2 separate regions of the Mus musculus genome follow, and region 1 is linked to region 2. A link is a loop called in an ENCODE intact Hi-C map of the cell type or tissue named here. Cell type or tissue: gastrocnemius. All regions are shown on one strand. Each heading gives the region's core, and the rest is flanking DNA. Links, peaks and the distances in the headings are about the cores only.

Evidence for each region. Hi-C counts contacts between places; a loop is a spot of excess contacts. Peaks named below come from ENCODE experiments on the same cell type or tissue, not always from the same donor. Only the 100,000 strongest peaks of a DNase experiment are listed, where the experiment ranks them.
Region 1: it touches region 2 in a loop (7-fold over the local background); 2 of 42 quality-filtered maps call a loop at or near these places.

What each region holds. Positions count from the first base shown.
Region 1 is chr7:16,854,637-16,863,777 of GRCm38, forward strand. It overlaps Prkd2 (protein kinase D2), which reads left to right. Exons shown (of 19, transcript NM_001252458.1): 11 at 1,059-1,317; 12 at 1,624-1,676; 13 at 2,190-2,262; 14 at 3,115-3,221; 15 at 3,743-3,904. Among named protein-coding and RNA genes, the nearest start is that of 9330104G04Rik, 16 kb to the right of the region's middle. In gastrocnemius, for the core only: CTCF peaks have their summits at 3,941 (motif pointing left) and 5,810 (motif pointing right); DNase peaks (open chromatin) are centred at 3,920 and 5,808; H3K27ac peaks cover 324 bases.
Region 2 is chr7:16,741,745-16,750,885 of GRCm38, forward strand. Ap2s1 (adaptor-related protein complex 2, sigma 1 subunit) reads left to right here. Exons shown (of 5, transcript NM_198613.2): 2 at 1,475-1,624; 3 at 5,517-5,630; 4 at 6,945-7,004; 5 at 7,168-7,546. The coding sequence ends at 7,269. Among named protein-coding and RNA genes, the nearest start is that of Ap2s1, 7.9 kb to the left of the region's middle. In gastrocnemius, for the core only: a CTCF peak has its summit at 4,477 (motif pointing right); DNase peaks (open chromatin) are centred at 4,511 and 5,414; H3K27ac peaks cover 260 bases.

The sequences.
Region 1 (9,141 bases), core at 863-8,862, 110 kb after region 2:
TATAGTTCAAGGCCAGCCTGGGCTACGTGAGCCCTGTCTCCAGAGTAAAATACACACATACATAAAGTCATCAGAGCTCCAGTGACTCCATTAATCTGGGAAATAGAGATCAGGTTCCCCAGCCACCACCATGTCTTCCTTGACGTGCCCGGGCCTGCTTCTTTCTTACCTTTCCATATCTGTCTCACCACAGAGCTTGTTGCATAAGTCACTTTTTCAAACCCTGGGGCCAACTTAGGCCTGGAAAGTACTCTACCACTGAGCCACGCCCCCAGCCCCTCACTGGGGGATTCTAGGCAGGGGCTGTACCACTGAGCCACACCCCCAGCCCCTCACTGGGGGATTCTAGGCAGGGGCTCTACCACTGAGCCACGCCCCCAGCCCCTCACTGGGGGATTCTAGGCAGGGGCTGTACCACTGAGCCACACCCCCAGCCCCTCACTGGGGGATTCTAGGCAGGGGCTGTACCACTGAGCCATGCCCCCAGCCCCTCCCTGGGGGATTCTAGGCTATAAAGCCATCCCACCCCTCTTTCTACTTTTTTTTTTTTGAAGGATTGTCTCACCAAGTTGCTTAGGCCAGCCTTGAACTTATGATCCTTCTGCTGCAGCTTTCCCTGTGTACTTTGCCTGCCCCATAGTCCCAAACTTCCTCTTCCACAGCCTCCTTTATGTCTACTGCTTTGATCTAATTCTGTCTCGTGGACTTTCCACACAGTGCCATGAACTTGAACCTCCTTGTTCTAAGCCTTTCCATGGCTCCCTAGGGCCCGCACACAAATTCCAGCCTTTTTTGTGTGGCCCCTGATGTCCTTCATTTATCAAGTGCCTTCAGTGTGCCAGGCGCTGTCCCATGTGATGGGCACAGCAGCCTTCTTCTGTGCTGCTCCATAGTCTCCTGGCTAGCTAACTGCTCTCATGGTTAGCATGGGTACGGCTGGGAGGCCTTTCCCCACCTGTCCACGTAGACCAGGTCTGTCCTTATTGACTCTGAGAACAGGGGAGCTGCAGGGATGGCCCAATAGGTTTGCCTACACTGACAGTTCCACCCCTTGCCAGGAAATCCCGCTGTCTGAAATCCTTGCGGTGGAACCGGCTCAGAACTTCAGCCTCGTACCCCCGGGCACCAACCCACACTGCTTCGAGATCATCACGGCCAATGTCACCTACTTTGTGGGCGAAACCCCTGGCGGGGCCCCGGGAGGGCCAAGTGGACAGGGAACAGAGGCCGTTCGGGGTTGGGAGACAGCCATCCGCCAGGCACTGATGCCCGTTATCCTCCAAGATGCGCCCAGTGCCCCGGGGCACACACCGCACAGTAAGTCCCTACCTGGGTTGCTAGAGGTGGTACTAAAGAGGCTGAAAGACATCCTGGATAAGGAACAAGCCTGGAGGAAGGCAGGCTGCCTTCTTTCTACGGCACTGAGGATAGCGGGTAAAATGCCAGGCATAGAATCGTGAGGTCCCATATGGAGCCTCTGGTACAACTGGTCAGCTCCGTAGTGGTTCTTGTATTCCATTTCCCAGACGACGAAACTAAGGTTCCAAGTGTAGCCTTTGGAGGCACAGGTGACACCTGTGCTGAGCCCAGAGCTCGCTCACTTCTCTCTTCCCCTCTTCCTAGGACAAGCGTCTCTGAGTATCTCCGTGTCCAACAGTCAGATCCAAGAGAATGTGGTAAGTCAGTCGGCGCAGGACCCCCTTCCTCCTGACTTGGTGGGCTGCACAGATGGCTCGGCAGTTAAGAGCACTTGCCCTGAAGAAGATCTGAGTTGAATTCCTAGCACTCGTATTAGGTGGCTCTCAACCCCCTGTAACTCCAGACTGAGGAACCCACCCAGGTTGCAGTGAATCACTGCAGGTGACTCGGGTGGCAGGACCTTGAAGCAGCTGGCCACATCTGCAGTCGATAGCAGAGAGGAAAGCTTGTGTGTCTGTTCAGCTCACTTGCTCCTCTTCTGTACAGACCAGGACCCAGAGCCAGGGAATGGTGCCACTTACTGGCAGCCTGGGTCTTTCCACATCCATTACAAGACAACCTCTCCCAGGCCAGCCTGATCCGGACCATCCCTCAGCCAACAAAACTATCACACCTGTCTCCCATTCAGCGTGGAACCTCCCAGTCTCCAGTCTCCTTGACCCTCTTTTTTTTCCAATTTGCACCATGACCTTGCTGTCTCCGCTTCACAGGATATCGCCACTGTCTACCAGATCTTCCCAGATGAGGTGCTGGGCTCTGGGCAGTTTGGAGTGGTTTATGGAGGTAAGGGTGCCGCAGGCCTGACTCAGAGGCTGCCCCAGGTCAGGGGATATCATCCCCTCCTTGCTGCCCGTCTCCTGGGTTGTTTGATGCAGACACTTGCAGGCTCCTTTTCCCATCAGGAAAACCAGTGGGCTTCTTGACTGTTATCAATAGGAGATGTACATTCTGGCTTCCGATTGGTTAGGAGTATAGTTGTCGATGTTATCCATTGCCCTTCTTGAAGCTCTCTCTATAGCTTTAATTTGCGGCACAAGGTGCCCTCAAGCTTGTGATCCTCATGCCCTGGCCTTCCAAATGCTGGGATAATGGGATTGCATCACTATTCCAGGCTTGTTTGGTTTTCTTCTTTCTTTTTCTAGGGGTGAAAGCAATGGCAGTCTGCATGCTAGGCAGGGGCTCTACCACTGAGCCACGCCTCCAACCCCTCACTGGGGGATTCTAGGCAGGGGCTCTCCCACTGAGCCACGCCCCCAGCCCTTCACTGGGGGATTCTAGGCAGGGGCTCTACCACTGAGCCACACCCCAGCCCCTCACTGGGGGATTCTAGGCAGGGGCTCTACCACTGAGCCACGCCCCCAGCCCCTCACTGGGGGGTCTAGGCAGGGGCTGTACCACTGAGCCACGCCCCCAGCCCCTCACTGGGGGATTCTAGGCAGGGGCTCTACCACTGAGCCATGCCTCTGGCTTCTCTTCCACTTTTATTCCCTATCCCACCCCTCATGTTGAGAACTCTTCAGAGAAACCTTGAAGGCCTACAATATTTTTGCTCAATTCCATGTGGGTCTCCATAGAGGAGAAGGAACTAGGTCTTCTTGATCGCTGACCCTTTATCTTTCCTGTGCCCGCCCTCAGGAAAACACAGGAAGACTGGCAGAGACGTTGCAGTAAAGGTCATTGACAAACTGCGCTTCCCCACCAAGCAGGAGAGCCAGCTCAGGAATGAAGTGGCCATTCTCCAGGTGACCCGAAGGGACCGTGACTCAGCCGTACCCCTGCTTACTCCTTTTAAGTACAACCTGGGCTACAGTCTAGGGGTGATCAAGTTAGTCTTTCTGGAAGAGAAGATACACATACTGGAACTGAGGGGTATTCTGAGCAGAGAGGGACAAGGACCAGTCTGTGCAGGTGACAGGGAACCCCGGAGCCATGGAAGAAACGAGGCCAGGGAGGAGGGTGGCAAGACAGTCAGTGGGCTTTCTTCTAAAGGTATCTAGAGTGCCAGAGGAAGATCTTGTGGGCTAGGGCATCAGCTTGCCTAGCACGCGCAAGCACCAGAAGAAAAGCAATCAAATAGAAACCAAAGCTACACACATACAGTGCAAGCTTGCTGTTATCCCACGCTTCCTGCTATCTCTTTCTGCCACCCCGGCCTTCCCCATTAGTTCACAACTCACAACGCAGCAAAGACCTCTCCAGGCGCTTGCCGCCTCTCGCCATACTGATCCTCAGTCCTGATCCCTCTTCCCCCATTCCCGGACAGAGTCTACGGCACCCCGGGATTGTGAACCTCGAGTGCATGTTTGAGACTCCTGAGAAGGTATTCGTGGTGATGGAGAAACTGCACGGGGACATGTTGGAGATGATCCTCTCCAGTGAGAAGGGCCGGCTTCCTGAGCGTCTCACCAAGTTCCTTATCACGCAGGTGCGCTGTGCGCCGTGACTTCCGGCTCCCCCTGGCGGAGGCGTGGAGAAAAGGCTGGTGCCCTAGGCACTCAAGAGGGCAAATTAGAGAAATAGATGGAAGTCTCATTAATAACATTAAAAAATAAACAATAGGCCAAGCGTGGAGGCGCCAGCCTTTAATCCCAGCACTTGGGAGGCAGAGGCAGGCAGATTTCTGAGTTCGAGGCCAGCCTGGTGTACAAAGTGAGTTCCAGGACAGCCAGGGCTACACAGAGAAACCCTGTCTCAAAAAATCAAAAAAAAAAAAAAAGAGAGAGAGAGAGAGAGAGAGAGAGAGAGAGAGAAATAAAAATAAACAATAGCAGGACAAGAAACCGGTGTGGTGGTGCATGCCTAGCTTTTGGGAGGCAAAGGCAGTGGATCTCTGTGAGTTCAAGGCCAGCCTGGTGTATGTAGTGAGTTTCAGGAGAGACAGGGCTACATTATGAGGCCCATTTCAAAGAAGGAGGAGGAAAAAGAAAAGAAAAGACAAAAGAAAAGGACAACTGGGGCTTAGTAAATACTATGACATTATTATTACAGTCTCTCTGTGTTAGCCCTGCTCACCATCCAAGGCAGATGGCTATCTTTGTCACCACTGTGTCTCCTGTCTCCAGCCTGGGAAAAGCATGGAGCAGATCTGGGGGAGCGTTGATCAAATAACCTAGTGAAGGACTGAAAGACCGAGGAAGGGGAACCCATTTCCCCTTTCATAGTAATAGCTATTATTGGCCCTGTTTTAATAGTCTTCCCGAGTGCTGGGATTAGAGGTGTCTACCACTACTCCTGGTTTCCTTTCCTTTTTTGAGGATCTTGTGGAGCTCAGGCTAGTCCGGAACAACTCACTGTGTAGACGAATATGCCCTTAAACGTGGGATTCTCATGACTGTATTTCCTGGGTGCCAGGATTATGGACTTGTACCACCATGCCCAGTTAAAGCAGTGCTGGGAAGCACGGGTGCCCTCCACCAAGCCCAGCTTCTTACTGGCTGGGAGATGCGGGACAGTTTGAATACACCTTTAGGCAGCTGACTCTTTGACTCCGTTGGTAGAATCCTTGCCTGCCTAGGGTGCATCTAGCCTTGGGTAGGCGCTTCAGCACTGAATAAACGGGAACAGCCTGTTATGGGAGGCCGGAAGATCAGGACTTCAAGGCCGTCCTTGCCTTTATCGTGAATGTAAGGGCAGCCTGGGCTACGTGAGACCCTGTCTCAGAAACTAAAAAACAACTTTTATTGTCTAAAACCTTTTCTGTCTTTTTCCACCAACTGAGTGGGAAGATGCGTGTTTTCACACTTCTTACTAATGCTGGATAAAAATAATTACCAGCTCAGAAAACAATTTTTTTTAAAGATTTATTAAATATACAGCTTTCTGCCTACATGAATGCCTGCAGGCCAGAAGAGGGCATCAGATCCCATTACAGATGGTTGTGAGCCACCATGTGGTTGCTGGGATTTGAACTCAGGACCTCCTGAAGAGCAGTCAGTGCTCTTACCCCCTGAGCCATCTCTCCAGCCCCATGAACTTTTGTACTTATGGCCTTTTGTCTTTTTGAGACACAGGATCCAATGCACTCGATGCTGGCCTCATGTGATTCTCCTGCATTATCCTTTCCAATGCTGGGGTCACAAGTGCCACACACTCAGGTTATTTATTTTGGTCTATACTTTATGTTAAATTTTGTACTTTTTAAAAAAACTAATGTTGAGACTGGTTCTCACTATGTAGACCAGGCTTCCCTGGAACTCATGGAGATCCGTCTGCCTCAGCCTCCCAAGTTTTGGGATTAAAGACATGTGAGCTTTATTATTTTCTATGTGTATGAGTATTTACCTTAATGCATGAAGATGAACTGCGTATGGTATATGCAATACCAGTGGACGCCAGAAGAGGGCATCAGTTTCCCCTTGGAACTGGAGTTGTGAAGCACCTTGTATTGTATTGTAATTGTATTGGGAATTTAACCCTGGATCTTCGGAAGAGCAGATAGTAGTCTTAACTATTGACCTGTCTCTCCAGCCCTTGTTTTGGGGTTGGTGTTTGTTGTTTTGGTTTGGTTTGGTTTGGTTTGGTTTGGTTCTGGACACAAGGTCTTACTATGTATCCCTGGCTGGCCTGTAATTCTCTACTTAAGACAAAGCTGGCCTCACACAGCAATGCCTCTGTCTACACCTTCAAACAACTGGGCTTGCAGACCTGGGTCACCAAGCATGCTTATTGCATTACAAGTGCTCTTTATATATCACAGATGTGAGGTCATCTGTCCTTTATGCTATTTAGTATTGTATTATATTTACAGTGAGAATTTCTGTATATAAGTGTATGCTGAGTGCCACAGCACATGTATGGAGCTCGTAGGACAACTTGTGGAAGTTGGTTCTTCCTTCTCACCGTGTAGGTCCCAGGAATTGAAGTCAGGCTTGCTGGCCAGAGTCTTTACCCGCTGAGCCATCTCTGCAGGCTTCTTCCATCCTTTTTTATTCCAATATTTGTTTTCAGCTTGCCTTCCTTACTTTCTTTTGTTCTTCTTATCTTTGTTGTTGTTGTTTGAGACCTGGTCTTCTATAGCCTAGGCTGGCCTTGAACTTGCCATTTAGTCAAGAGGACTAGAATGCCCTGATCTACCTCCCGCTACTTCCCCAGTGCTAAGATGGAACATTTCTGTGCATGCTAGCTAGGCCATCACTCCACCCCAGCTTTCATTCTCTGTAGAATTTTAACCTCTGCGGTGTTGGACATTCCCTGGTGTGGTCTGAGTTTCAGTCCTCCCTGGAAAGGCTTCCCGTCCCTTCCCCCCCCCACACACACACACCCACACACACACCCTACACACACCCGGGACTCTGCTCACTCTGGGGTGTTTCTGCAAGGCATGCCTGCTGTACTTTGCTGCAGCTGCTCTGACCCCTTCCAATCCCCAATCCAAATATGCCTGGATTTGCCGAGCATGCTGGGAGATGGGACAGAGGTCCCCTGAGGTAGCTACATCCTGACTGCATGGAAGAGGGAGCTGAGTACTTTTAGCAACCAAAGTAGTTTCTTTCTCTGGTCTTCCATTTCATCCGGTCTCTCTCTCTCTCTCTCTCTCTCTCTCTCTCTCTCTCTCTCTCTCTCTCTCTCTTTCTCTCTCTCCTCTCTCCTCTCTCCTCTCTTTTCTCTCTCTACAGATTTTTTTCTGTCCTCTGGGCTCTTGCCTGCTCCACCTCTAAGTACTGGACCCAGTTCTTTGCCTCAGGAACTTTAGACCTCACCAACTACCCTTCCAGGTAGGTACCATTAAGTCCTGTGCTCAAAAGGCCATGGTGACACAGGTGTGTAACCCTAGCACCCAGGAGGAAGATGTACAGGGGTCGGTTCAAGGCTAGTTCAGCTTCATAATGACTTTAGGTCTAGCCTGGGATACATAAGACCCTATCTTAAAAATTAAACAACAGAAAGCAGGCATGGCGCTATAGTATATGCTTTTGACCCCAGAACTCAGGAGAAAGGCAGATGGGTCCCAGTGAATTTGAGGCCAGTCTGGTCTACATAGTGAGTTCCTGGTCAACCAGGACTACATAGAGAGACACAGTCTCAAAAAAAAAAAAAAAAAACAAGATGAAATAAAAATGTACAAAATTAAAACAGTTTCTAGATAGCATGAGCTAGGGTAAAACCCTGTCTTATAAAACCAAGGGAGGGTCTTGGGATATAGCTCAGTTGGTTGCCTAACATGCACGAAGCCCTGGGTTCAGTCCCTGGCACGACAAAAACCAGGAATCGTGGCACATGCCTGCCAGTACTGGGGAAGTGGAGGCAAGGGAACCAGGAGTTCAAGGTCATTTTGAGCACCACAAAGTCAGCCCAGTCTTTGAATTTGAAACCTTATGTAAATAGGTAGCTAAATAAATATCATAGAACCATTATCGCTCCCATTTTACAGATTAACAAACTGAGACTTAAAGATGCAACAATTTGCCTAAACCCACTTTAGTAAATATGGAGTCAGGTTTTCTGCTTGAGCGAGTAGCTGCTGTGTGACCTCTCGACCAGCAGCTCTTTTTTAAAAGATTTATTTATTATATGTAAGTAACTATCTTCAGACACTCCACAAGGGCATCAGATCTTGTTATGGATGGTTGTGAGCCACCATGTGGTTGCTGGGATTTGAGCTCTTCCTTTGGAAGAGCAGTCGGTGCTCTTAACCACTGAGCCATCTCTCCAGCTCGACCAGCGGTTCTTAACCTGTGCATTGCAACCCCTTCCAGGGTCCGACAACCCTTTCCCAGGGGTCACATAACAGATGAACAGATATCCTGCATATCAGATATACAGTAGCATAATTACAGTTGTGAAGTAGGAACAAAAATAATATTATGGTGGGGGGGCAGTCACCACAACACGAGGAACTGTATTAAAGGGTCACAGCTGCTCCAGACAGAGCTGGATACATTTGATGCATTGCCCATGTCTTGCTTACATTGTTTATTGATGGTATCGTCTTCTATTTTAAGATTTATTTATTTGGTTTCTAAGACAGTGTACACTGTCTCTCTTGGGTGTTGGTGGTACATGTCTTTGATCCCAGCACTTGGGAGGTAATGGCAGACAGATCTTTAAGTTTGAGGCCAGCCTAGATGATAGAGCGAGTTCCAGGACAGCCAACTCCTCCACCTGTTCTGCCATCTTGCCAACAAAACAAATTTTGCTGTTATTGGTTATTGCTTTGTTTTGATTTTGAGATGTGGGGGTCTTAAAATGTAGCTCTGCCTGTCATGGAACTCGCTTTGTAGACCAGACTAACCTCAGATTCACTGAACTCATGGAACTCCTCTGTAGAACAGACTAGCCTCAGAATCAATGAAATGGTGATTGGTGCACGCCTTTAATCCCAGCACCCGGGAGGCAGAGGCAGGCAGATCTCTGAGTTCGAGGCCAGCCTGGTCTACAGAGTGAGCTCCAGGACAGCCAGGGCTACACAGAGAAACCCTGTCTCAAACAAAACTAAACAAAACAGAAAACAAAAACCCACCGAGGTCCCCCTGCCTCTGCCTTTCAAGTGCTGGGATTAAAGGCGTGTGCTATCACATCAGACCTAAAAATGGTTTTTAATTGTACCACATGAAGGAAGTGTCTTGGGAGTCCCTGCTGTTTTAATAGCTCATTAGGGTTCCACGCTCCGTCTTCCCACCCTCCCCACTGTAGCCCAGTCTTTCTAGAGTTCTATATCGAGCT
Region 2 (9,141 bases), core at 323-8,322:
AACAAGTGCCAGAGAGAGTGCAGACGCTGCCCGGAGAGGATAGACAGTTTCCGTACAGCCCAGCAATCTGCTCTAATTAGCTTGCCAAAAAACAAGGCTACACATAGAGACCTGTATGCCATTTCTCACTGTAGCCCCGAAGTGGAAGTTGTACCGTTGTCCCTCAGCCGAAGAATGAATAAATGAGGTAACCCAGACCCTTACGTACAGTAGCCTTCGCCTGCAGTCAGGGAGTGGGTGGAATAGGCCTGTCATTGCCATGCTTTCAGGCTGAGGCAGGAGGATCCTGAGTTCCAGGCTTGCCCAGGTCATTCTTGGCAAAGGAGAGGAAGGAGGCATACTAGAACGAGCAGCGACTGTGGCACAGCCGTGAGTAGGCTACAGGGTGAAGTCTGTGATGCCTGACTTGTTTTGTTTTGAGGCCAGGTTTGATATGTAGCCTCAGGTGGTCTGGAACTCAGTATATCAACCAAGCTTGCCTCATACTTACAGTAATTCTCCTGCCTCTGCCTCCAAGGTGTTGGGATTCCACAAAGCACCAGTAAAACCAGTCATAGTGGCCCACACTTGTAGTCTCAGAACTTTGAGAGGCCAAGGCAGGAGGATTTCCCTAAGTTCTTGGCAAACCTAGGCTGTATAGGGAGACCCTGTCTTTTAAAAAAAAAAACAACAGAAAAGCAAGGGCTGGAGAGCTGGCTCAGCAGTTAAGAGCACCTATGCTCCTGCAGAGGACCCAGGTTTGTTCCCAGCACCCACATCGGGTGGCTCACAGCCGCCTGGCATGCTACCTCCAAGAAGTTTGATACTTCTGGTCTCTATGGGCACCTGCATGCAAGTACACATACTAGCACAAGGAACCAAACAGAACTGAGCCTGAAATTCCAGCATTTGGGAAGTGGAAGCAAGAGGAGCAGGAGTTCAAGGTCTGCTGGGCTGCAGGAGACAGGGTCTCAAAAAAAAAAAAAAAAAAAAAAGACTGTGCTAGGAACTTGGACACAAGAATTCTAAATAGAAACATGGATTGAGCGCTTCTGTATCCAACAGTGAGGGCCATAACTTGTTGTCCAATGGTAGTGCCTGTTATCCCCCAGTGGGGTGTGGCTCAATGAGAGCACTTGTCCAGAATCCCCCAGGCTCACACAGGCCTTCAGTGCTTTCCCAGCACTGTGACCGATCCCCTATCCCTGATAAGATGGAGATTCTTGGGAAACTTGATTTGAGGGTAAGGAAGTGGCTTCAGGGATGGATGGATATAAGATGAACTAAAGCCTGGGGCTTGGTCAGTCACTCAGTGGAAGTGGGGTCACAGCCCATGTTTAGAATGACGCAGCTGGGTCCCAGGGAGGGAGACAGGCTTAGAGAGCTGGCCACAGGGAGAGCCTGGGCCCTGACATATCTCCCATAGAATGTCTCGTGGTGCCCACCCTGAGCTGTGTCCCCCCGCATCTCTCATTCCCTCCCCTGCTTGCTCTAGATCCGATTCATCCTTATCCAGAACCGGGCAGGCAAGACGCGCCTGGCCAAGTGGTACATGCAGTTCGATGACGACGAGAAGCAGAAGCTGATCGAGGAGGTGCACGCCGTGGTCACCGTCAGGGATGCCAAGCACACCAACTTTGTGGAGGTGACTGACACCCTCTTTCTGCCCCCTACTTCCCTGGCTCCTCCTCTCCCCGCTCTAACAGCAGCTCTGCCCATGACCTCCTCTCCTCTATTAATCCACTCCCCGTGCTTTTAGCTCTTTTTCTCTTTCAAGGGTTGTGGATGTGGCTCGTTGCGTACAGAACACACAAGCATGGGGAGTTGAGTTCAAATCCTCAACACACCCACAACCCTGTTCGTTCAGGTGACTTTCAACCAAGATCTGCAGGGCTGAGGGAGTAGGAGGAGATGTTTTCCCGAGCAGCGAATGTTCCAAGCCTCCAGGGAGGAGCAGGTGCAAAGGCCCTGAGGCATAAGCAGGGTGGAGAGTTCCAGGAGGGGCAGGCAAGGAGAATCAGCCTGACTGAGGTCCTAAGGCCTTTGGACACACTTAGTGGCCAGAGCCACAGAATGGTTTAGAGCAGGGGACATGAGTTGGCACAGGCTTCCAGGATCCCCCATCTGTCTGGCTATACTTATTTACTGTTGGGGGGTGGGGGTGGGAGCATGCATGTCATAGTGTGTAAGTGTGTGGAGGTCAGAGGACAACTTTGTGGACTCATTTTCTCCTTCCACCTTTGTGTGGGCTCCAGGGATGGACATCAGGGCCAGGCTTGCAAACTGCCTCCATCTGCTGGCCATAGTTTTAGTGTTGACTTTTCGTTGTTTCTCTGTGTTCATTTTTAGAAACAGGGCCTTGCGTGCCTCCAGCCTGCCTCAGCCTGTCTGACGCTAAGCATAGCTTTGAATCCCTGATTCTCCTGCCTCTGTCACCCAAGTGTTCGGATTACCTTGGTTTTGCCTTTGTTGAGACGGAGTCTCACTCTGCAGTCCAAGCTAGCCTGAAAGTCACCGTGTAGTCCAGGCTTGCTCTGAACTTGAAGCAATCCTCCTGCCTCAGCCACCTGAGTGCATGGGAACACAGGTCTATTCCATCTCGAGGCTGGCTTCAAACTCATAATCCTCCAGCCTCAGCCTCCTTGGTGCTGGGGTCACAGAGCTGTACCACCGCACTTGGGAGCAAGAGCAGGAGCAGGGGACCCCCCCAAGGTGGTAGCAGTGTAGCACAGAGGGGGGCTCGTTCTTCCAAGATACGCCCCCCCCCACACACACACAAAGAGAGCAGGTTGGGGGTGAGAAGCACGAGGGAGGTGTTGGGACAGAGAGGCTGGGGAAGGGAATGGAATGGGGTTTCAGCATGTCCTGGGTACCCAGGCTCAGGAACTCGCTGGAACAGTGAAGAAGCACAGACCAAGTGCACGCCATACCATCCCAGGTCCTTACCATCTAAGGACAGCTCAGGACCCCCATCGCACTTTAAGCCTGTTAGAGAAGCTGAGCCTGTCTCATGGTGTCCCTGGTGCTGCCTTGAACCGAGATAACATTGAGCAGATGCCACTTGAAGTCAGCCACATGCTAAGTCCTGAGCTATGAATAGTGACATTGCTAATAATTTTAAGAAACTTAGTGAGTACTGGGACTGATGGCTCACACCCTTAGTCCCAGCATCCGGGAGGTAGAAGCAGGCAGCTGTCTGAGTTCAAGGCTAGCCTGGTCTCCATAGAGTTTCTAGCCAGCCAGAGCTGCACATTGAAACCCTGTCTGTAAAAGGAAAGTTGCATGGAAGGCTGAGGATATGGCTCAGTTGGTAAAGTGCTTACCCAGAATGCATGAAGTGCAGGGCTGGAAGCCAGAGCCACATCACATGGGGTGGTGGTGCCTGCCTCTGATCCAACACTTGAGAGGCAGAGGCAGAGGGGGGGTTCCTCAGTTACATGGTGAGTTTATGTCCAAGATGGGCTACATAGATACTGTCTTGAGGAAAAGTGCATGCTTGCAACTCTAACATTGCAGTCCATGCCTGGAACCCTACCACCCAGTGCATGCCTGGAACCCTACCACCCAGTGCATGCCTGGAACCCTACCACCCAGTGCATGCCTGGAACCCTACCACCCAGTGCATGCCTGGAACCCTACCACCGCAGTGCATGCCTGGAACCCTACCACCGCAGTGCATGCCTGGAACCCTACTACCGCAGTGCATGCCTGTAACCCTACCACCACAGTGCATGCCTGGAACCCTACTACTGCCATGTATGCCTGGAACCCTACCACCGCGGTGTATGCCTGTGACACAGGCACTGAATTCCTGTGCATGTTTATGGGTGTGGCAGGGCAGAGTACAGAGGCCACAGGTCAGCCTTGAGGGTCATTCCTCAGGAGCTGTCTACCTTGTGTTTTGAGATAAGATCTCTCATTGAGGCCTGGTGCTCTAGCCTGACAGGCCAGTGGGCCTCCAGCACTGGGGTTAAAGCCTGTGGCTGCATGTCTGCCTCTTTGCTGCAGAGTGAGACTTTATGGATGAGCCTTTCTTTTTAGGGAATGGCGATGGGGTGGGGGTGGGGGTGTAGTTTTTCAAGACAGGGTTTCTCTGTGTAGCCCTGGCTGTTCAGGAACTCACTCTGTAGACCAGGCTGGCCTCAAACTCGGATCTTCCTGCCTCTGCTTCCCAAAAGTGTGTGCTGCCACCACCCACCATTTTCTCCCAGTTTAGACAGTCTCCCTCTAGTCCTGGGAGACCTCCAGCCCTGACTATCCTTCTGTCTTTATCTCTGAGGTAACGGTTTTCCCCACACTTGAGAAGTGGATGTGGAAAGATCAAGAAAAATTTGAAGTTAGTATGGGCTATATATAAAGTTCCAAACCAGAGTTGTACAGAGAAACCTTGTTTGTACAAATAATAAATAAATAACAAGCAAAATAATATTTTTTTAAAAAATGAACTGAGCTGAAAAAAAAATTCCAGGACTCACAAACTATGTAATTCACCGCAGTTACCACCAGGTGGTGCTCTACATACATCCCAGAGAGAACTTGGGTTTGGCTAAACACCAGCCATATCCCAGTGTGCACATCCATATGTTAACTGTACACTCCTCCTCTTGTTTGTTCACTGTGCTGAGACCAGAACACAGAGCCTCATGCATACTAGGCAGGGGCTCCACCTCTGAGCCACGTCCCAGCCCATCCAGTGTCCATGCACACAGTATTAAGTCTACCCCAGCACAGGTGTGCCTCGCTGTGGGCCATGTGAGCATTATTCTAATGTTTACATGTGTCCGTTGAGCTTCCTGGAACTCTAAAATTTCAAAATGCCCCAAAATAAGAAACTTCCATGTTTTGTTTTGTTTTGTTTTGTTTTGTTTGTTTGTTTGTGTTGCCTAGGCTGATCTGAAATGCCTTTCTCTCCTGAGACTTTGAGCCAAGTGCAGTGCTGCATGTCTGTAATTCCAGAACTTGGGAAGTGGAGGCAGGAGAATCAGATGTTCAAGGCCATTCTCCCCTACATAGCCAGTACAAGTTCAGCCTGGGCTACACAGTAGATTCTATGCTAAAACAAACAAACAAGCTAAAACTTATTTTTGTTTTGTATTGAGTTACGGTCTACTACATAGCCTGGACTTTCTTCAAAGATGTGATCCTCCTGCCTCAGCCCCCTACTGCTGCCAGGCCTAGTCACAGTTCCTGCCCTGGCTCCTTTACAATCTGTTCCCTGTGCCTGGAACTCCCCTGACTGTCTTCCAACTCTCAACTCAGTACCCTCCTTTGGGAAACCTCCCTGACCCTCAGGATGAAAAGGGATTAGGGCCCTATCCTGAACCCCCAAGTCCAATCATGCCTGGGGGTTTCCATCCCACTGCCTGGGCAAGTGACCCTCTGCTGGACCATGTGTCAAAGCTGGCTGTCAATACTGCCCTGCCCTCCCCTCCCCTCCCCTCCCCGAGGCAGAAACAGCCCGTGCTCACACACACAATGGAACAGCTGGCATCTGGCCCCCTCTGCCAAGCTCAGCCCTGGCTCCTTTCTGCCCACAGTTCCGGAACTTCAAGATCATCTACCGACGCTACGCTGGCCTCTACTTCTGCATCTGCGTGGATGTCAACGACAACAATCTGGCCTATCTCGAGGCCATCCACAACTTCGTAGAAGTGAGTCAGGTGCCGGCCCAGGAGGCCCTGGAATGCTGGGGTGGCCATTTGTCCTCCCACCCCCACCCCCAGCCTTCCTCTGTGTGCACGGGTCTCTCTAATCTGCCTCTCCCTCCTCACCTGTCTCATCTGTTCCGGCCTAGTGCCTCTTCTATCTGTCCATCTGCCACCTGGCTCCACCTTGGACTAATCATGGTGTGACTGTGCCTATACAATGGCGTGTATGTGTGCACGTGCGCGTGTGTAGGTCAGAAGATAACATGGAGCAGGTGTTGCCCTTCCAGCCTGTGGTTTCAGGGCTTGAACTCCGGCAGCAGGCTTGGCAGCGGGCACTTGCACCAGCTGAGCCTCTTCCTGACCCCTCTCTTGGTGTCACAATTGAGGTTTTCAGTTGTCTGTCATCCAACGGTTGTGTCCTCACTGGTTCAGTCACTATTTCTGTCTATCTGTCCTCTTGATAACTGGCTTGTTTGTGTGAGACAATGTCCTCCCTTGTAGCTCAGGATGGCCTGGCACTCATGATCTAGGTTCCCCCGCTCAGTTTTCCCCATGCTCAGTGACAGCCAACACAACTGCCTTACTGTCTCTTCCTCCACCCACTCTGTGTGTGTGTGTGTGTGTGTGTGTGTGTGTATACAAGTATGACGTGTGCAGATCCACTGTGCGTGGGTGCATGTGTGTGCAAGTATGACGTGTGTGCAGGCACCTGAGGACCCAGAAGGCATTGGGCATTAGACTCCCTGGTGTTGGACTTGAAGGCCATTGTGAGCCACCTGATCTGGGTGCTGGAAACTAAATTTGTGTCCTCTAGAAGGACAGCCTGTGTTCTTAACCACTGAGCCGTCTCCCCAGTTGCACATATCCTCCCTCCCCCCGGCCCCCTTTTTTGAGACAGGTCTCATAGAGCCCCAGCTGGCCTCAAACTTGCTGTATAGCCAGGGGTGACCTTAAATTCCTGCCTCTACCTACCTCCCGTGTGCTAGGCTTAGAGATGTGGTCCACTAAGCAGGTTCTATGCAGTGCTGGAGATGGAACCCAGGGCTTTGTAAATGCTTGACAGACACTGAACTACATCCCAGGCCTCCCAGCCTGTCTCTTTTCCTATTTTATTTATTAGTATTATTATTATTACCACTACCATGTGTGTCTAGTGTCTGTGACATGTGTGTTCATGCGGGCACACATGTGCCGCAGCTTGCACAGAGGACAGGCTTAGGGCTGCTTTTCTCCTTTCACCATGGGATACAGGGTTCAAGCACTGATGGCCTTGTCTGTACCTGTCTCTTACCACTGGTCTTCCTCTCCTTCTCTCAGGTGTTAAATGAATACTTCCACAATGTCTGTGAACTGGACCTGGTGTTCAACTTCTACAAGGTAGGCTTGTGGATAAGTGGGCAAGAGGTGGCAGTAGGGATGTGCCCAGAGCCACCAAAGATCTGCCTGCCCCTGCCTGCCCCCTTGCTGTTTCTCTGCTGAGGGTCTACCCTCGGCTCCTTTCCCTCACTCCAGCTTTACCTGCCCTTCCTTCCTTGCCCAGGTTTACACGGTGGTAGATGAGATGTTCCTGGCAGGAGAGATCCGAGAGACCAGCCAGACGAAGGTGCTGAAGCAGCTGCTGATGCTGCAGTCCCTGGAGTGAGGGGGGCTCTGCCCAGCCCGGCCTGCTGGACCAACCTGCCTGCTCGTCCCCTGCCTGCCAGGCCTGAGGCCCACCCTAGCAGCCCCTTCCCTTCCTCAGCTGGCCCAGAGGAAGGACCCGGCAGGGTCTAGGCCACAGGGGAGGAGGCCAGAACCCACTGCCTCTGGGCCCTCCGTGGATGGCAGAGGCCACCGTGATGTCCCGAGTAACTGTGCCATTGTCGTGTGATGCTGTGAGTGTGTGTGTGTGTAGCCCCCAATAAACCTGTGGTCCTGCCTGGCCTGGCTGTCTGAGCCCTCATCTGTCTGCCCTGGGAACCAGCGACCCTTAGGAAGCCTTGCCCTTGGTCCATCAGTGAGTCAGTCAACAACATATCACATTGATCTAAGAAAAGCAGAGAGACCTGAGCATACTTTAGACAGACTTCTGCCTACACAGGGCCCCAACACTGTGAGGGATGACAGCTCTAGACATGAAACACTTACTCTAAAATCCTACCCAGTGACAGCACCTAACAGTACGGAGAGTCTGCTGCCAACACACACACAGCCAGCCTTGGGTCTGGTTTGGTTTTGAGAGATGGCCTGGCTGTGCAGTTTTGCCCCCCTCCCAAGTGCTGAGATCTAGGGGATGAGCCACAAGTTCCAACTCAGCCCCTAGATTGTTAAAGAGGAGTCTTGACTCCCACCCCCGAGATCAGGGATTGCAGTGTGTTCCCACATCCAATTTCTGAGGAATTACTTTGTGCTTACAAGATTATGAGGAGACGGCTGAAGCCAGAAAGATGGCAAGACTTAGCCAAAGCTCATGTCTGCATTAGGTTCATGTGGAGCTGCTTTTGAGACCTGGAGGGTGCTTCCAAATCTACCTACAAGATCCCATGTCACTGGGAAGGTAGTGTAGTTTCTCACCAACAGCCAAGGGGGCTGGGACGGTTCCTGCTGTTGCCTAACCTTAGCCTGGGCAGACCCCAGCTTCTACCCACTGAGTATGACAGTGTGACAACAGAAAAGGCCCTGAAACTAGGCCTAGGGGGCACATGACTCTATGCTAGATACTTAAGAGACTGAGGCAGGAGGATCAAAAATTCAAGGCTTGCTTGTGCTAGAGTGAGGTCAAGACCAGTCCAAGCAACTAAGTGAGACCCAATCACAAAAGGCAAAAATGGGTGGGGACATTGCTCGGTGGTAGAGGCCCTGCCTAGAATCCCCCAGTGAGGGGGTGGGGGGTGTGGCTCAGTGGTAGAGCCCCTGCCTAGAATCCCCCAGTGAGGGGCTGGGGGCGTGGCTCAGTGATAGAGCCCCTGCCTAGAATCCCCCAGTGAGGGGCTGGGGGGTGTGGCTCAGTGGTAGAGCCCCTGCCTAGAATCCCCCAGTGAGGGGCTGGGGGTGTGACTCAGTGGTAGAGCCCCTGCCTAGAATCCCCCAGTGAGGGGCTGAGGTGTGGCTCAGTGGTAGAGCCCCTGCCTAGAATCCCCCAGTGAGGGGCTGGGGGGTGTGGCTCAGTGGTAGATTGCTTGCCAAGTATGTGTGAGGCCTTGAGTTCAATTCTCAATACAAAGAAGAGGAAGGAAAAACTGGAGAAAGAGAACAGGTGAGATGCCACCAATCCTGATGGCCCAAGTGTAAGCCCCAGACCCACACAGTAGAAAGAACCAACACCTGCAAGTTGTCCTCCGACTTCCATAAGCTGTGGCACATGTGCCCTTCCCTGTCCCCACCCAATAAATAAATAAAAGGTGTACTTAAAAGCACAGAGGAGAAACAGGGCCCTGTATGCTTCTCATCTCTGAGAACAGAGTGTGATGGGCACTGTCCCCACCTCTAACTGGCACCACAGGGAGGCATGGAGCAGCTCTGTATGCCATGATGC